Regions from separate parts of the Mus musculus genome. Here region 1 is linked to region 2. A link is a contact called in ENCODE Hi-C data. All regions are on one chromosome and are shown on one strand. Each heading gives the region's core, a stretch centred on a gene start or an enhancer-like site at or near the end of the contact. The rest is flanking DNA. Distances are from core to core; before and after follow the strand shown.

What was found. A loop is a pair of places that touch in the nucleus more often than their neighbours do.
Region 1: a loop to region 2 is called in a map of left cerebral cortex, with 2.1 times the contacts of the local background. The contact joins the enhancer-like site here to the promoter of Ptpn4 in region 2. A Hi-C loop is called at or near these places in 3 of 37 maps with a recorded cell type or tissue (gastrocnemius and left cerebral cortex).

The regions. Positions count from the first base shown.
Region 1 is chr1:119,877,835-119,882,517 of GRCm38, forward strand. No RefSeq gene overlaps it. Among named protein-coding and RNA genes, the nearest start is that of Gm28209, 22 kb to the right of the region's middle. Within about 2 kb of position 1,305, at least 1 of the 3 ENCODE cell types and tissues checked has a DNase peak (open chromatin) inside an H3K27ac peak, as active enhancers do; it is gastrocnemius, where a contact is called at or near this core.
Region 2 is chr1:119,834,125-119,838,786 of GRCm38, forward strand. It overlaps Ptpn4 (protein tyrosine phosphatase, non-receptor type 4), which reads right to left and starts at 2,947. Exons shown (of 27, transcript NM_019933.2): 1 at 2,778-2,947.

The DNA of each region.
Region 1 (4,683 bases), core at 55-2,554, 42 kb after region 2:
TCAGAGAGTCTGAGGATAACTATGCCATCTTAGCTAGGCTTTTCTATTGCTGTCATAAGATACCATGACCGTAAGCAACTTGGGGAGAAAAAAAGATTCACTTCATCTTATAGATTGCAGACCATCATCCAGGGAAGTCAGGGCAGGAACTCAAAGCAGGAACAAGGAGGCAGGAACTGATATAGAAGCCATAGAGGAGTCACTGCCTACGGTGAGCTCAGTCCTCCAACATCAGTCATCAATCAAGAAAATGCACCATAGACTTGCATGCACACGCGCGCACACCCACACCCACACCCACACCCACATATTTATGTATATATGTGTGTGTGTACATATATATATATATATATAATGTATGACCTGGAGCTGGGTAAATGGCTCATCAGGTAAAGTACAGGCTTGAAACAGTATGAAGACCTGATCCCCAACAGCCATGGAAAAGTGGATGTGGCCACACATCAGTCGCTCCAGCACCCAGGGAAGAGACAGGTGGATTCCTGGATCTCTCTGGTTAGCAAGTCTATCAACTGGTGAGTAAACCTGTTCAGTGAAAGACCCTGTCTCATAAAATAAGGTGGAGAGCAACTGAGAAAGATACAGGAAGTAAATGTCTGGCTCCACGTGCCCACGTGCTCATGAGCTCACATGCACTCTTGCTTGCACTCTCTGTCTTTCTCCCTTGCCCTTTTATTCTCCCTCCACCCCCCAAAGACACACACACACACATCGCATCCCCACACCCCCTCAAACGCACACATGCATATACATATAGGCCAGCTCTAGCCTTAGCCCTCCCCTATGCCAGGCTTATGACCTTGGATGTGCCACTTTAGTCCTCTGGGCATCTACGTCTCAGTCAGGAAAAATTCAGCAGTGATCCTAGAAAACCCTCGCAGATTCTAAGAATCACAGAGACCTTCGGGTGCAGAGTTACAAATAAGAGGTCTGCTTGGGACCCCCCACTACTTTCTTCCAAGTCCCTCTGTCAGCTTTTAGAAGAAATATCTCCTCAGTGGTGTTTTTGAGCTATGGCAGAAGGCAAAAAGGAAAAGTCAGGTTCTTTGGGGTGAAATGGAGCATTTAATGATGGATAAGCAGAAAGATGCGTGATAGGCCTTTCTCTTGTGTTGGGTGTTTGGCTAATCTATCAGAAAATCCTGGCATGCTAGTGACAACCCACACTGAAAAGGGCGGAACTTGGCTCCCCTGCCCTTCCAGCTGTAAGAGCTTGGAAGAGAAGCTATGGGGAAAGCGTCTTTCATTTCCCTCTGGAAGCTGGGGGAACGCTCGGCTTAGCATTTGCCAACTGTGCAATGTGGGCTGCCTTCTAAAAGAGGCCTTTTTTGTGGACATCTTTTAGGCCACAGTACCCCGTTGGCATTCATGGCCCCTTGGAACAAGGCCTGCTGGAAAGTCTGGTACGAACTGCACCAGCATGGTAAGAAACTCACTTGCTAATGGAGGAAAGGCTTCAATGCGTCCTCAGGGTCCGTAGTTAAGCTAAGATCTCATTTGCCTTCATGCTTGTTTTCCCTCCATCTCTCTCTACAAGTGTAGCGTATACCATGGACACTTAGAACCAGTACACCGAGAAAACAAAACCAAAAGGAGATAAAGAGAACCAAGAAAACAGGAAGAGAAAATCAAAATCAAAGAGGACCACAGCTGTGTGGAAATGAAGGTCACACACTTGTGATAGTTGAAATTCAGATTCAGTGTCTGAAAATACTGCTAGCATCAAAGCAAGAATGGGCTATGCTGTTTTTCCAATGCTTCTTAGTATTAGGGAGGAGAAAAGAGTCTGATAACTCAGAGGACTACTCGTTTGGCCATACTTTCAGTATCTATTAAATGCTCACCACACACAAAGGACTATCAGAGATGAAGGGCTACAGGCCACTTGCTGAAGCTCGGCAGAGCCTGGGGAAGACAGTACACCTGCATACTCACTGTGTGTCAAACACTGTGCCTTTAGATGTGTGCCCGTTGTGTGCATGCACCCTGTACACTTAAGTTATGTCTGTGTTATGTCAGACGCTATGCTTGCCTATGCGTGTTTGTGTGTGTTTATGTGCATGGATGTGCTTGTTTGTACATATGCAGGTGCGCCTGCACAGGGACACCAGAGGACAACCTCAGCTGTTGTTCCTTAGGTGCCAACTACCTTTTGGGTTTTAATCTTTGAAAAAAAAATATGAGGGCCTGGAGAGATGGCTCAGCAGTCTAGAGCACTTACTGCTCTTATACAGGACCCAAGTTGGACCCCCAGCATCCACATCAGGCAACTTGTAACTCTGTATGCAGGGGGTCCTCGAGCATCTGCAAGCCTGTGGTACACATAAACTCATGCAGCAAGCACACATACACATACAGACGGATAAAGACACCTTTTAAAAAGATTTCATTACATTTATTTGTTTATTTATTTACTGTGTCATGGTGTGTTTGTGTATGTGTGTGTGTATGTGTGTGTATGTTTGTGTGTGAGTGTGTGTGTGTGTGAGAGAGTCTGTGTGTGTGAGTGTGTGTGTGTCTGTGTCATGGTGTGTATGTGTGTGTGTGTCTGTGTGTGAGTGTGTGTGTGAGAGTGTGTGTGTGTGTGTGTATGTGTGTGTATGAGTGTTTGTGTGAGAGTGTGTGTGTGTATGTATGTGTGTGAGTGTGTGTGTGAGTGTGTGTGTGTGCAGTTCAGAGGAACAATCTGTAGGACCTTTATTTGCCTAATCATCTCATCACACCTACTTTGGGTTTTTTTGGAGACAGTTTTTCACTAGCCTAGAACACACCAAGTAGGCTAGGTTAGTGAGTTCCAGGGATACACATGTCTCTGCCTCTCTAGGTCTGTAATTACAAGCCTGAGCCACCACACCCAGCCATTTTTATGTGGATTCTGGGGATTGAACTTGGGTCTTTGTGCTTATAAGGCCAGCTCTTCACCAAACAAGCCATCTCAGCCTGACACTATGGTTTTTATTATGCAGTAAATATGTGCTTACTGTATTCAGAGACTATACATTTAATTACATATCTGCGATCTATCAGACACTATGCTTATTTCTTTTTTTTGTTTTGTTTTGTTTTTTTGTTTTTTGTTTTGTTTAGTTTTTTTTCCCATTTTTATTAGGTATTTAGCTCATTTACATTTCCAATGCTATACCAAAAGTCCCCCATACCCACCCATCCCCACTCCCCTACCCCCCCACTCCCCCTTTTTGGCCCTGGCGTTCCCCTGTACTGGGGCATATAAAGTTTGCGTGTCCAATGGGCCTCTCTTTCCAGTGATGCCGACTAGGCCATCTTTTGATACATATGCAGCTAGAGTCAAGAGCTCCGGGGTACTGGTTAGTTCATAATGTTGATCCACCTATAGGGTTGCAGATCCCTTTAGCTCCTTGGGTACTTTCTCTAGCTCCTCCATTGGGAGCCCTGTGATCCATCCATTAGCTGACTGTGAGCATCCACTTCTGTGTTTGCTAGGCCCCGGCATAGTCTCACAAGAGACAGCTACATCTGGGTCCTTTCGATAAAATCTTGCTAATATATGCAATGGTGTCAGCGTTTGGATGCTGATTATGGGGTGGATCCCTGGATATGGCAGTCTCTACATGGTCCATCCTTTCATCTCAGCTCCAAACTTTGTCTTTGTAACTCCTTCCATGGGTGTTTTGTTCCCAATTCTAAGGAGGGGCATAGTGTCCACACTTCAGTCTTCATTCTTCTTGAGTTTCATGTGTTTAGCAAATTGTATCTTATATCTTGGGTATCCTAGGTTTGGGTATGCTTATTTCATTAATTAAATTATCTATCTATCTATCTATCTATCTATCTATCTATTTATCTACTCACTTTACATACTGATCACATCTCCACTCCCTCCTCTCCTCCTGGTCTCACCCTTACAAATTCCTCCCCTAATGTCCCTTCCCATTCTCCAAAGGAAAGCCCTTTGGTACCACCCACCCTGGGACATCAAGTCTCAGCAGGACTAGGCACATCCTCTCCCACCTAGGCCAGACAAGGCAGTCCAGCTAGGAGAAAGGAATCCAATTGCAGACAACAGAGTCAGAGACAACCTCTGCTCCAATTGTGGGGAACCCACATAAAGACCAAGCTGTGCATCTGCTACAAATGTCTAGGGGGCCTAGGTCCAGCGCCTGCATGCTCTTTGGTTGGTGGTTCTTAGTCTCTGTGAACCCCTATAGGCCCAGGTTAGTTGATTCTGTAGGTCTCCTTGTGGAGACACCATGCTTTTAATTATGATCCTAGGAAGTTAATTATGTACCTGCTATATGACAGGCACAATTTCTTTTACTTTAACTTTCAGATACACTCTTGTTAAATGAATATTATTATTTCCTCGAGAGAAAAAGCAGACATCAGCTGAAATTGGAGTCCAAGTCCAAACACAAGGTTTTATGTAGTGCTATACCACTGATAATCCCCCTGGTTTCCGTGATCTAATCCCTCTTGGGGTTTAGTTTTGTTAAGATTTGTCTTTATGTGTATGTCTTTGGCACCCATGTGCAGGTACCCGTGGAGACCATCGGATCCCCTGGAGCTGGAGTTACAGGCCTTGTATGCCACCTCATGCAGGGACTAGGAAACAGACTTGAGTTCTCTGGAAGAGCAACAAGTGCCCTTAACCACCTAACCATCTCTCCAGCCCTCAGTTTTGTTCAA
Region 2 (4,662 bases), core at 1,697-4,196:
GTATCATTTAAAAACTTTGTTACATGCAAAAATCCAGAAAAAAATACCAAAACTCAGCTCAGTTTGTAAACCAGTATATTTCTATCAATAAGCAAATTTCATTGATGAGTAACAATGTCTATTTAGCTACATTAATTCATAATGCATAGACTTACATTCCTAACAAATTCACAAATTTTGCATTCCTAGTATGAAAAAAATTCAAACAGACCTTTAAACCATTTGCCCTTAAACATCTACCAAACAAGACTAGACTCCTACATGTTTTTTAAGGTTTCTTGCTTTTAAACAAAAAAAACTCTCAGAGGAGGAAAGAAGTGCTCTCAGTAAGCATCTCCTTTAAATTATCTAATTCGTATTTTGCTCCTTAAAGATAATTCACTCAAAAACCTAACTACTGGTCTCCCTTTCAGAGTTAAGGAAAGGCCATATATACTAAATAAATAATCCACACTATACATCATTTTAGAACTCTATTTGCAATACATAAAATTAAAACATTTCAGGTATACAAACCAGAGTACTTAAGAATCAACAGAGTTCACATAAGTTTTCTTAAAATCTGAAAAAAGTTTCTATTGCTATCACACAAAAATTTATTACTGTCTCATTTTATATACTAAAAAGGTGGCACCTATGCCTAAACTGATAAAAATCTTATTAATAAGATTCTATAATTTTATTAAAGTTCTTTTAAAAATAATATCCACAACTGGTCACACTAGAACCGTTCAAGTGAATCTTCCTGAGGCTGCATTCTAAGTACATCCGACCCAGAAAGTATTTTTAGCAAATGTGTTCAATAGATGCTGGTGTTATGCCTAGCTTAAATTAGAAATTAGTGTCATAAATTTAAAGCAACAATGTTACTAGGAACGTTTTAAAGCTACTAAATTAGGACATGGTGGGGGAGGAGAGAAGACTTGACACAATTTACCACCACCTAGAAGCCATTAGGAACCCAAGATGAGAACCAAGTGAGTATATTCAATCATCTGTTACTACTTTTGAGGAATCTCTGATCTTCTACCTTAACAAACTGTAACCAACTCAGTATTAAGAAAAACTATTAAACCAGTGATGATTCCTTGTGTTTAAAACAATCTTTTTAGCAAATGTTTAAGGAGCAGGTAAATACAAAACACTGTCATGTACTCATGTACACATACAAACATAACTACGTAGATCTTAGAAATCAAGATCACATTCATGCACATGTGCTATGACAAAATATGAACAAAGATAAGAATGCCATAAAAATGTGAAGAGACACAAAAATAGCTTCTGTGTTAATTGGAGCAGAAATGTATTCTGACAAAAAAGGTGGCATGACTGATCGTATGAGTGAATAAAATGGTTCTAGACAGCTCATAAGCTTCTCCTTGTAAACTGGCTTTTTCTTTAAAAGAGTATTAAATTTGTAATCCTCAAATTCAAGATTTAAATAATATATCTAGGTTATAGTCTACTAGGTACTCTGAATAATTGTTTAAGGTCATCCCTCCCGTTTTGGAAAACAAGTTTTCCCCTTTGACACACTTATGTTTGTTCACAAACCCAGGGTTCTCAAAAGGCTGCCATATTTGCCCTTCCAGTCTTCTAGTCTGACTTTACAAGTCAGATACATTAGCTTTTCTTGTTTTTCCTCCACAGCCATCTTTTAAATGTGACCAAATAACTGTGTTATTTCATCTGGACCCAAGATCTGGTCACACACTCAGTATTTCTTGAATTGCTTATTCCAAAAGTTAGGTATGACTAGTCCTCCTGGAACAGGCAGTTTTTAAAACCCCCTACGTAGTCCTTGTCCACACTGATGTCACTCTGTGATGCAAAGCCAAACATAAAGTCTCTGACATAAGTTTCAGGGAAACATCGATATGGATTATCATTGAAACTGTAAATTGTTCCATTACTTTAGAAACCCCAGCAAATGCATCCATACATGCATTTAACTACCTACACACACACACACACACACACACACACACACACACACACACACACATCTAGCTTTTCTTGAATCTCTGATTGAACTGATTTCCAGAAATCGTCCTGGGACAATTGAGGTGTCTACGCTTTGGTAAGCACAGTTCCTGTCCACAAAGGATAATCATACGCTCCATTTTTCCTGTAAGTAACTATAAAACAAACATTGACACCGAAACAAAAATGTAAAGCCAGAAAGCCACAAATGACTGTGCTTAACATTTTACAAAACCCCACAAACACCGATCTGTTCTTGACTACATACTCACGCTGAATCTAAACATCATGAAGGTAGGGACGATTCCAAAGCAGCATGAAAAATCTAAGTTCAGATGTTCTACATCTCAACTTTTTGGGCCCAACTACTGATTCCTAAAAGCAAGTATAATACTAGCAAGTCACAAGAGACTTTCAAGTTCAATGGAAGATAGCGTGTGTTCCTACCGCGTGCGGAAAAAAAATAAAGATGCTTATATGAGTCAATTAACCTAACATTAACAATTAGAAAAAAGAATCCCACAAATGAAATACTGAAGATTCTCCAGCCTTACCTTGAGTTTAGGAACATTTCATCTCCGCATCTATTCCACCCCTTCTCCCGTGCACTCATCCCTAGCAGATTTCAACTATAAACCCCAGGAAGATTCGAGTGCTCCGACCCACTAAGAAAAGGGAAGTCGATCGGGTAGTCTGGCCGCCCGGCTCGGCGAGCTTCAGGTGCGCGCCCACGACCTGCAAAGGGGGCCCAAACAGGCCGAGCGAAGGACCGCCCCAAGCGCCTCTCTTACCTTCGTTATCACAGCCGCGTCCTCCCGGCTGGAGAAAGGGGGGGGGGGGGGGGAATCCAAATACAAAAAGGCAGGAGGCCCCGGGCTCGCGGCCGGGTGAAAGAAGCGCGTGGTCCGCGTCGAGGTGCTCGCCCTCAGCGTCCCGAGAACAGCCGCCGCCACAGCGGCCGCGCCACGGCCGCGGGCCGCCTGCACCCCGTCATCCTGCGGGGCTGCGGCGGGGCTGGCGTGCGCGGGGAGGCGCGCGCTCGCACCTCGCGGCGAGATGAGCTAATCCCTTCACACGCGCCCCGAAAGTGCCGCGGTCCCCGCAAGCTGCGGGCCGAAGTCAAGTCTCTTTCAAGTCCCGGAGCCCCGATTTCTGACAGCTCCCGGGAGTCTTAAAAGAACAATGTCGCGTCCGCGGAGCAGGGAAGCGCGCGCGGCGTGAAGCGGCGGGTGACTCCAGGGAGGCGGCTCTGTGTGAGAGTGCAAAGGAGAGCCTCGGTCACCCTCCTCCTCCTTCTCCTCCTCCTCTCCTTCCTCCTCCTCCCTCGCCTCCACCGCCTCCTCCGTCTCCTCCTCCTCTCTCAAGCACACCCCGTCTCCGAGGCCGCAGCATAGCAACCGAACATGGCGGCTGCGCAGCCCCCGACCAGTCAGAGCCCCGGAACGGCGGCCTCGGCAACAGGAGGCGGTCTCGCGAGAGGTGAAGCCACGCCCTCTGCTCCGCCTCCTTCCCGCCTCCTACCCGGTTTCGGAGCGCGGGCGCCTGCCTAGAAGCACTGGTACTCACAGGTGCGAGAGAGACGGGATTTAGCGGGTTGGGAGGGGAGGGCGTGGCTCTGTGTCCACACCCCATCGCCAGGCAGCGATTGGTTCCTTGACTGTCAGTTCTGCCCCTCCTCCCTCTTCTAAGATGTACTTACTGACGGACTCTAGGGACACAAAAGAGGGGCAATAGCACAGAGTGGGGAAACTCGACCTCCTGGCATCAGGTTGTCCCAACTAAGTGCTAATAGAGGGTATAGGCTTTGAAGTGCAGTTTTCAATCAGTTCTCCTAAACATAAGGCCCTTGAAAACAAAGCCTAAGCAAAAGACGTTTCATGGATAAAACAAAGGATAGGTGCTTTCTGTGTGCAAGGAACACTGCTTTTTAAATCAAAGTCGTTCAATCATTTTAAGAATGAGGGTTGGTATTATCATGCCATGACCTTGAGGAGGGTATACCCTTAATATTTTCTGGGTAATACAAACTTGATGATGATAGAACATTCCTATAGAATAGGTGACCTCAACTAGGATCAAATGAAGGAAGGGTAAGTTGGGAGGACCCTCACATTTCCTCTTTGCTTGTTTTTCGTTTTTGTTTGTTTGTTTGTTTGTTTTACATTTCTTTATTTTGTATACACCTAAAATATGTGTGTCCATCTGTCTGTGTGTCTGTCTGTCTATCAGAGGACAAGGTTTGAGAGTTGGTAATCCTATGTGGGTCGCAAGGATTGAGCCAGACTTGGCAGCCAATTCCTTTCCTTTATCCTTTGACCCACCTCAAAAGTCCTTGACGTTTTTACCCACTTGGGGGTGGGGGGGGTGCCCTTTTCTGTGGCCAGGGTTCTTGTTAGATCTTAATCTCAATCTCTGTCACTAGAGACCTTATTTATAAAAAATGTTTTTCCTGGTGGTAGTGATGAATGCCTTTAATTCTGCCATTTGGGAGGCAGGGGAAGGTGGATTTCTGTGAGTTCCAGGCCAACTTGATATACAGAGCAAGTTCCAGGACAGCCAAGGCTAGACAGAGAAGCCTTGTCTTGAAAAACCAAAATAGATAAATAGATAGATATATAAATAGTTGGTTTGTTCAAAGGCCTCAGGAGAGAGCACTTGCCCAGTATATGTACAAGG